2 separate regions of the Homo sapiens genome follow, and region 1 is linked to region 2. Evidence: read pairs that join two places in POLR2A ChIA-PET (ENCODE). Cell type or tissue: PC-9. All regions are shown on one strand. Each heading gives the region's core, and the rest is flanking DNA. Links, peaks and the distances in the headings are about the cores only.

Region 1 (2,916 bases), core at 276-2,775, 190 kb before region 2:
GAATGTTTTCAAAAAATGAGGGAGTAAAACTGAGGTGTGAGGAGGGAAGACTGAGCTCTCACCTTCTTAACTAACTATATCCAAACCGTTCTTTCCATGCAGCCAGAGAACTTATTTTCATCTAAAAGCACAGCTCGTGTTTTGCTTCTATTCACCAAGGCACTCCAAAATCAGGGAACAGGGGTAAGGGCAGAGCATCACAGCTTCCTGAGGTCGCAGGTGCAGCACGGCCTGGCTCAGGTGCCTTGTCTCATGGCACAATGTGGGGCTAGTGGGTTTATGTTGAAGAACAGGTGGTAGGCGATTATGCAAGAGAAAATGCTAGTTGCACGGCGAAGCGAGGACCTGGGCCTCCCTGGCAGTTCCACAGCACCTGATGTGGCCTGAGATGTGGTGCTCTCCAGGACTCTTTCCTCTGTCTGCAGTTCAGAAGAGGCCTTCTTCAGGTTCAGAAAATTGCTAACCTCTTTTCTGACAGCACCTGCACCTGCAGAGCTCCAAGCTTCATTAGATTTGCAAGGCACTGGTGCCTGATTGCCTTTTTATTGCAAGGAACCCTCTATAGGAAGATCTGTTTCATTTTATATTATGTCACATTTAAATAAATACTCCCTTTGATGACTGATGGATACTCATAATGAAATCCCATTATAAGAAATTTCTAGGAATTCCGCTCTAAACTTACAGAGAAATGGACCTCAGTGAAATTTTGCAGGAAAGAACTTTTAGCTGCCATGGGAACTGTTGCCAACATTTGATCTGTATTTATTACACATGAAAACAAAGCTCTAGGTGATCCCAGCAGTCTGACCACTTGGAGGATTCTTGTGTAAACGACTGGTGTCAACCGGGATTATTACTGACTTTCAGCAACTCAGCCTTTGCTTGGAGGATGCAACAGTACACCAGTTTTCCTAAGGGTTATAAAAGAATGAAGAAAACAAAGTATAGATAGCAATGTAAATGGGGTTGAAGACACGGTGGGATATAAAAGTTTTAATCTGGACAAGTCACTATTATCTCAGGGAAAGAAGAATGGATTACAGGGACAAAATTTTAGTTGGGAACCTTCACCCAGCTGAATAGTGATCTTGGAAATGTCATTTTCCTTGAACATATAACAATGGCTGGCATCCACCATTAGAGATCTGAATGGCTCTACTGCTGCCCATGATACAGCCTCATTGTTTCCTTATGCTGGGATATAAATGAATCAATGACTGGACAAATTAATGCTAATCTACTCTATCATGCTGATTTCACAGAAGTAGAAATTAAGAATCAGAGAAGCTAAGTAAATACCTTGCCCAAGAACACACAAGCTAACGAGTAGCTAAAAAAAAAAAAAAAAAGGCATGCAACTAAGTTCCTGATGACTGTTCGATGGTGGCAAAGACATTCCTAAGAAATGAACAGACAAAAATGACAACAAATATGCATATTGAGCAACATGGCATTACAGTGTAATTTTAATCATCTAGAAATGGTTGAGGAAGTAGCAATGTTGGGCATGAGAATATTCCACAGCTGAGAATATTTAATTTTGAAAGACTGCTACACTTAGGTTTTTATCAATTTTGGATGAGATGATCAATAATTTCCTTCTCTACTGTTGAAAATAGTAACTTCAGAAATACTCTTAGGTTCAATTAGCACCTCTTGCCTGAGGGATTACTCCCAATATCACAAGTGTTTCCTTTAATAAACTGACGTCAGTTTGTTTCCTTGTCATCTGCCTTGATATAAAAGCGGATGTGAAATAGACTGGGGAAGGCAGCACAGCTAGCCAGCTACTGAGAGCTCAGTGTTCTTCTACAGTACTGCCTGAACCTGAGGCTGACATTAGCTTTCTTCAAAGCTGACTTTGGTTTCACGAAACCACCATGTTCCCCCGGGTCATTTGAAATCGGAGGAGCATTCCAAGTGGCCTGTATATTACTAAGCTGGCTTTATTCCATTCCCTCCACTGGCGTCATAAGGAAGCACTGACATCCTGTGGATTGTTACTCTTTGGCTTCCAAGGCCATTCAAGCCATGTGGCAACAGCAGGAAGGACTCTGCAGAGACCTATATCCCAGGTAGTGGCTTGTGGGGATTTTTTCTTTTCATATGACTTCACAAAAGACTTGGTACTCGGATGCCTACAAAGGGACAACAAATACATAAAACCCATAAATATACACAAAAACTACAAAATGTCTTAATGGAGCCCCAACGATCACACCACCCCCCTCTTAAGGACCTTGGTATATGGGTGTGAGGTGGGTGGCAGGACACAAAGCGGGGGGGGGGGGGGGGCACGCACATCAGAAGACAAGGGAGACAAGTCACCCAGGTAGCATCACCAAGTGACAGGGAATGACAAAGATGAATGAGACACTGAAACCTGTTTCATCAGGAGAAACACACGTAAAGACCTGAATGTCTTCTGACGTTTCTGACAGATGTGCCAGGAGACATCATCTCCCATTAGCTCCTTGTGGGTAGATCCTATTGCCGTGTTCATCTGTGCTATCTTTCAGAGCGCTTACGTCAGCACAGGGGCTTACATTTTTCTCATTTATACAGAAGTTAATCTTATTTGATTTAGGAGAGAAAAGGTAACTCCATAAATGGTTAATATCATTCACCACTGTTAACATGGCAAAGATTCTATGATTATGTTTCAGCACTTATCACAATAAAATGAGTTTGAGCTCTCTCCAAATCCTCCACAAATACAGCAATTTCGGGAACATGTAAATATGAAATCTTTCCTAACACGGGTATTCACATTTGCTAAAAACTCACAAATTCTGTAGGAAAAATTCTAGTGGAGTTGGTTTCGTGCTTGTCTCTTTGACTTGCACAGGAAATGGAATTTTTCTGACCAGGTTAAGATCTAAAAAATGCCCAGGCATAGCAATAGAAAGAAAA
Region 2 (2,916 bases), core at 88-2,587:
AGACCAGGAGTTCAAGACCAGCCTGGGCAACATGGTGAAACCTGGTCTCTACTTAAAATACAGAAATTGGTCGAGCATGATGGTGCACTGCACACCTGTAGTCCCAGCTACCACACAAGAATGGTCTGAACTCGGGAGGCAAAGGTTACAGTTCGCTGAGATCATGCCACTGCACTCCAGCCTTGGCAACTGAGCAAGACTCTGTCTCAAACACACACACACACACACACACACACACACACACACACACAGAGCACATACCCTGGACCCTGCACTTCCAATTCAATCATATGCTAATATTACCATATGTTTGAAAGGTGTATGGACAGAAATGTTTTAAAGCAAACAAAACAGCATGAACAACCTAAAGGTCTACTGAGTGCCTCCTAAATGCCAAGGACTCTTCTAGGAAGAAAGTCATCAGAAGGAAGTGGCTAAATAAACTACAGTACACTAGTCCTATCAGCTACTTGCAGCATGAAATAGAATGGCATGGAAAGATCTTTGAGATATTGTTACGTGAGAAAAAGCTAAATCACAGGCCATAACCTTACATTCCATTTATATAAATAGGCCCCAAGTGAAGTGGGGGGCCCCCCACGCGGGGAACCCATCTGTATGTTTACATAAACATGCATGTATGCAGGTAAATACACAGAAAGGCTAGAAGGATGTGCAAACCACTGATGGCTTACTTTTGAGGAAGGCAGTACAATAGGAGATAAGGGGACTTCAGATTTTGCTCTGAACATTTCTGAAACTGATCTTGAATGTTGTTTGTGAATTCACACATACCACAATGTATTCACGTTCTTTTGCTCTTGGACAAAGTTATTATCTTAATAGCATCACATGAATTAAACTGCAGTAAAGAGTGAGACACAGCCAGTGTGGGTCAAATCCAAAATGACTTCGTAGTTCACCTAGCCAAACCAGTTCCTTATTAGAATAAAAGGGTTGCAACCAGCATGCCCTCCAAGTGGTATATGCGCACTGACTGGAAGCTGCATCTCACATGCGTATTGGGCTCTCCCACGCTTATACACACCAAACACTGACACACTGAAACTTTCTAACATACCTGCAAACCTGTCAAATACCAGCTAATGCATGAAAACTCCCAGTTATCACTCATATGACGGCACGGTGTGATACCTGCTTGGATTTCCTAGCTAGTAATAACGCAAGCGTATTTTGCAGCATAAGACAAAAATCACAAAAAGGCAAAAATCACATGTTAAGGGGCTGGCCAGGCACGGTGGCTCATGCCTGTAATTCCAGCACTTTGGGAGGTCAAGGCAGGAGGATAACCTGAGGTCAGGAATTCAAGACCAGCCTGGCCAACATGGTGAAACCCCATCTGTAATGAAAATACAAAAATTAGCCAGGGGTGGTGGCTCATTCTTGTAATCCCAGCTATTCGGGAGGTTGAGGCAGGAGAACTGCTTGAACTCAGGAGGCAGAGGCTGCAGTGAGCCTAGATCACATCGCTGCACTCCAGCCTGGGCAACAGAGCGAGACTCCATCTCAAAAAAAAAAAAAAAAAGCAGGGTGTGGGGATAAGGCTTTACCTTTACTTAGCATTTTGTGGTTAACAAGAAACTGTACTACTGAATTAACTGCCTCAACATGGATTCAAACACCCTATTTTAAGATTACTACCAACAATAACTCCACATAAAGAATGTAAAAGGCTGGATCTTTGTTCCTTTCACTGACATCTTAGCTGAATCTTTATGATCTTTTTTAATGCAGGAGGAGGAAGGAACACGGAAGAAAATTACAGGAACAAGAATATCCAAAACTTAATTTTTTTCTAAATTGGAAGGGAAAAAACCGAGAAACTAATTTCTCAACTTGGCCCTGCTTTAGTTTAACTCGAACGAATTTAGAGAAGCAACATTACTACATCTGAAAGAGAGCCAACATTTACTTTGGCAGAAAAAAACCCAAGTCACTGAAGTTTTTTTTTATTACTACTGAAGTGCTGCAGCAGGAGCAACAGCATGTTTATTTTACCCTTTTTTAATGGATAACCAAGAGCACTATTTCAAAATTTCCAAAGTCACGGATTTGACAGAAGAAAGTAGACAATGGGTAATATACATACATACGACCAGGTGTTAATTTTTCAGTCTAGGTGGTAAGTGCCCCAGATGTTCATGCTATTCCTTCAACTTCCCTAGACATGAAATTTCCCGAAATATAAAGTCAGTGAGGGAAGGGGATTTAATCAAATTCATCCAGATGATCTGCAAGTTAATATGGAATGCAAAATTAGGATAACAACCAATACTTACTGATTGCCTCCTAAGTGCCAGGAGACTGATTTAATGAAGGGTCTTAGGTAATGCTTAAGAGTTTAGATTTTATCCCATAGACGATAGGGGCTAATGAGAACCTGAGCAGGAAAGTAACTGTTTTTCAAAGAAAGAAAACTATGACAACAGTAGGGAGATTAGAGGGTAGTGCCTCATCAACTCTGACAAATTAACACAAGTACAAATTAATAATGGTGTACATGAATGAAGTACAAGAAAGTTGTGCTGGGAAAGCTAAGGGAAGTGACAGTAAGATTTTAATGCAAGTGGTGTTAATCAGGCAAGTACTTATGGAAGTAAAGGCTTTTATAAATTAGCAAGAAGGGAGATAAAGAGTAATACACCTGGGCACATACTTCCACGACCCCAGAGGCCAGGGAATCACTGGAACTAAGCAGTAAGCCGTGCCATGGGGCTAAACATGTAAATCCATACACATATGAAAAGTCAGGCTCACAAAACTTACCCACCGCCAACAAAATCAAACTAGTGGGCATACATATCACCTGGGACACAGACATTGCAGATAGGAGTGACGTGCTCCAACCATTTCAGAAAACAGTATTTCACTAATGTTGAAAATACACACAACCTT

What was found. Peaks named below come from ENCODE experiments on the same cell type or tissue, not always from the same donor. Only the 100,000 strongest peaks of a DNase experiment are listed, where the experiment ranks them.
Region 1: POLR2A ChIA-PET joins it to region 2 with 7 read pairs; 3 of 35 experiments call an interaction of 5 or more read pairs at or near these places.

The regions. Positions count from the first base shown.
Region 1 is chr6:15,472,897-15,475,812 of GRCh38, reverse strand. All of the region lies in intron 5 of JARID2 (jumonji and AT-rich interaction domain containing 2), which reads right to left. Among named protein-coding and RNA genes, the nearest start is that of DTNBP1-AS1, 72 kb to the left of the region's middle. RefSeq lists an enhancer at 1,177-2,376. In PC-9, for the core only: no CTCF peak of the experiment used is centred there; a DNase peak (open chromatin) is centred at 1,402; H3K27ac peaks cover 567 bases.
Region 2 is chr6:15,279,260-15,282,175 of GRCh38, reverse strand. All of the region lies in intron 1 of JARID2 (jumonji and AT-rich interaction domain containing 2), which reads right to left. Among named protein-coding and RNA genes, the nearest start is that of JARID2-AS1, 32 kb to the right of the region's middle. RefSeq lists an enhancer at 623-1,603. In PC-9, for the core only: no CTCF peak of the experiment used is centred there; no DNase peak of the experiment used is centred there; H3K27ac peaks cover 914 bases.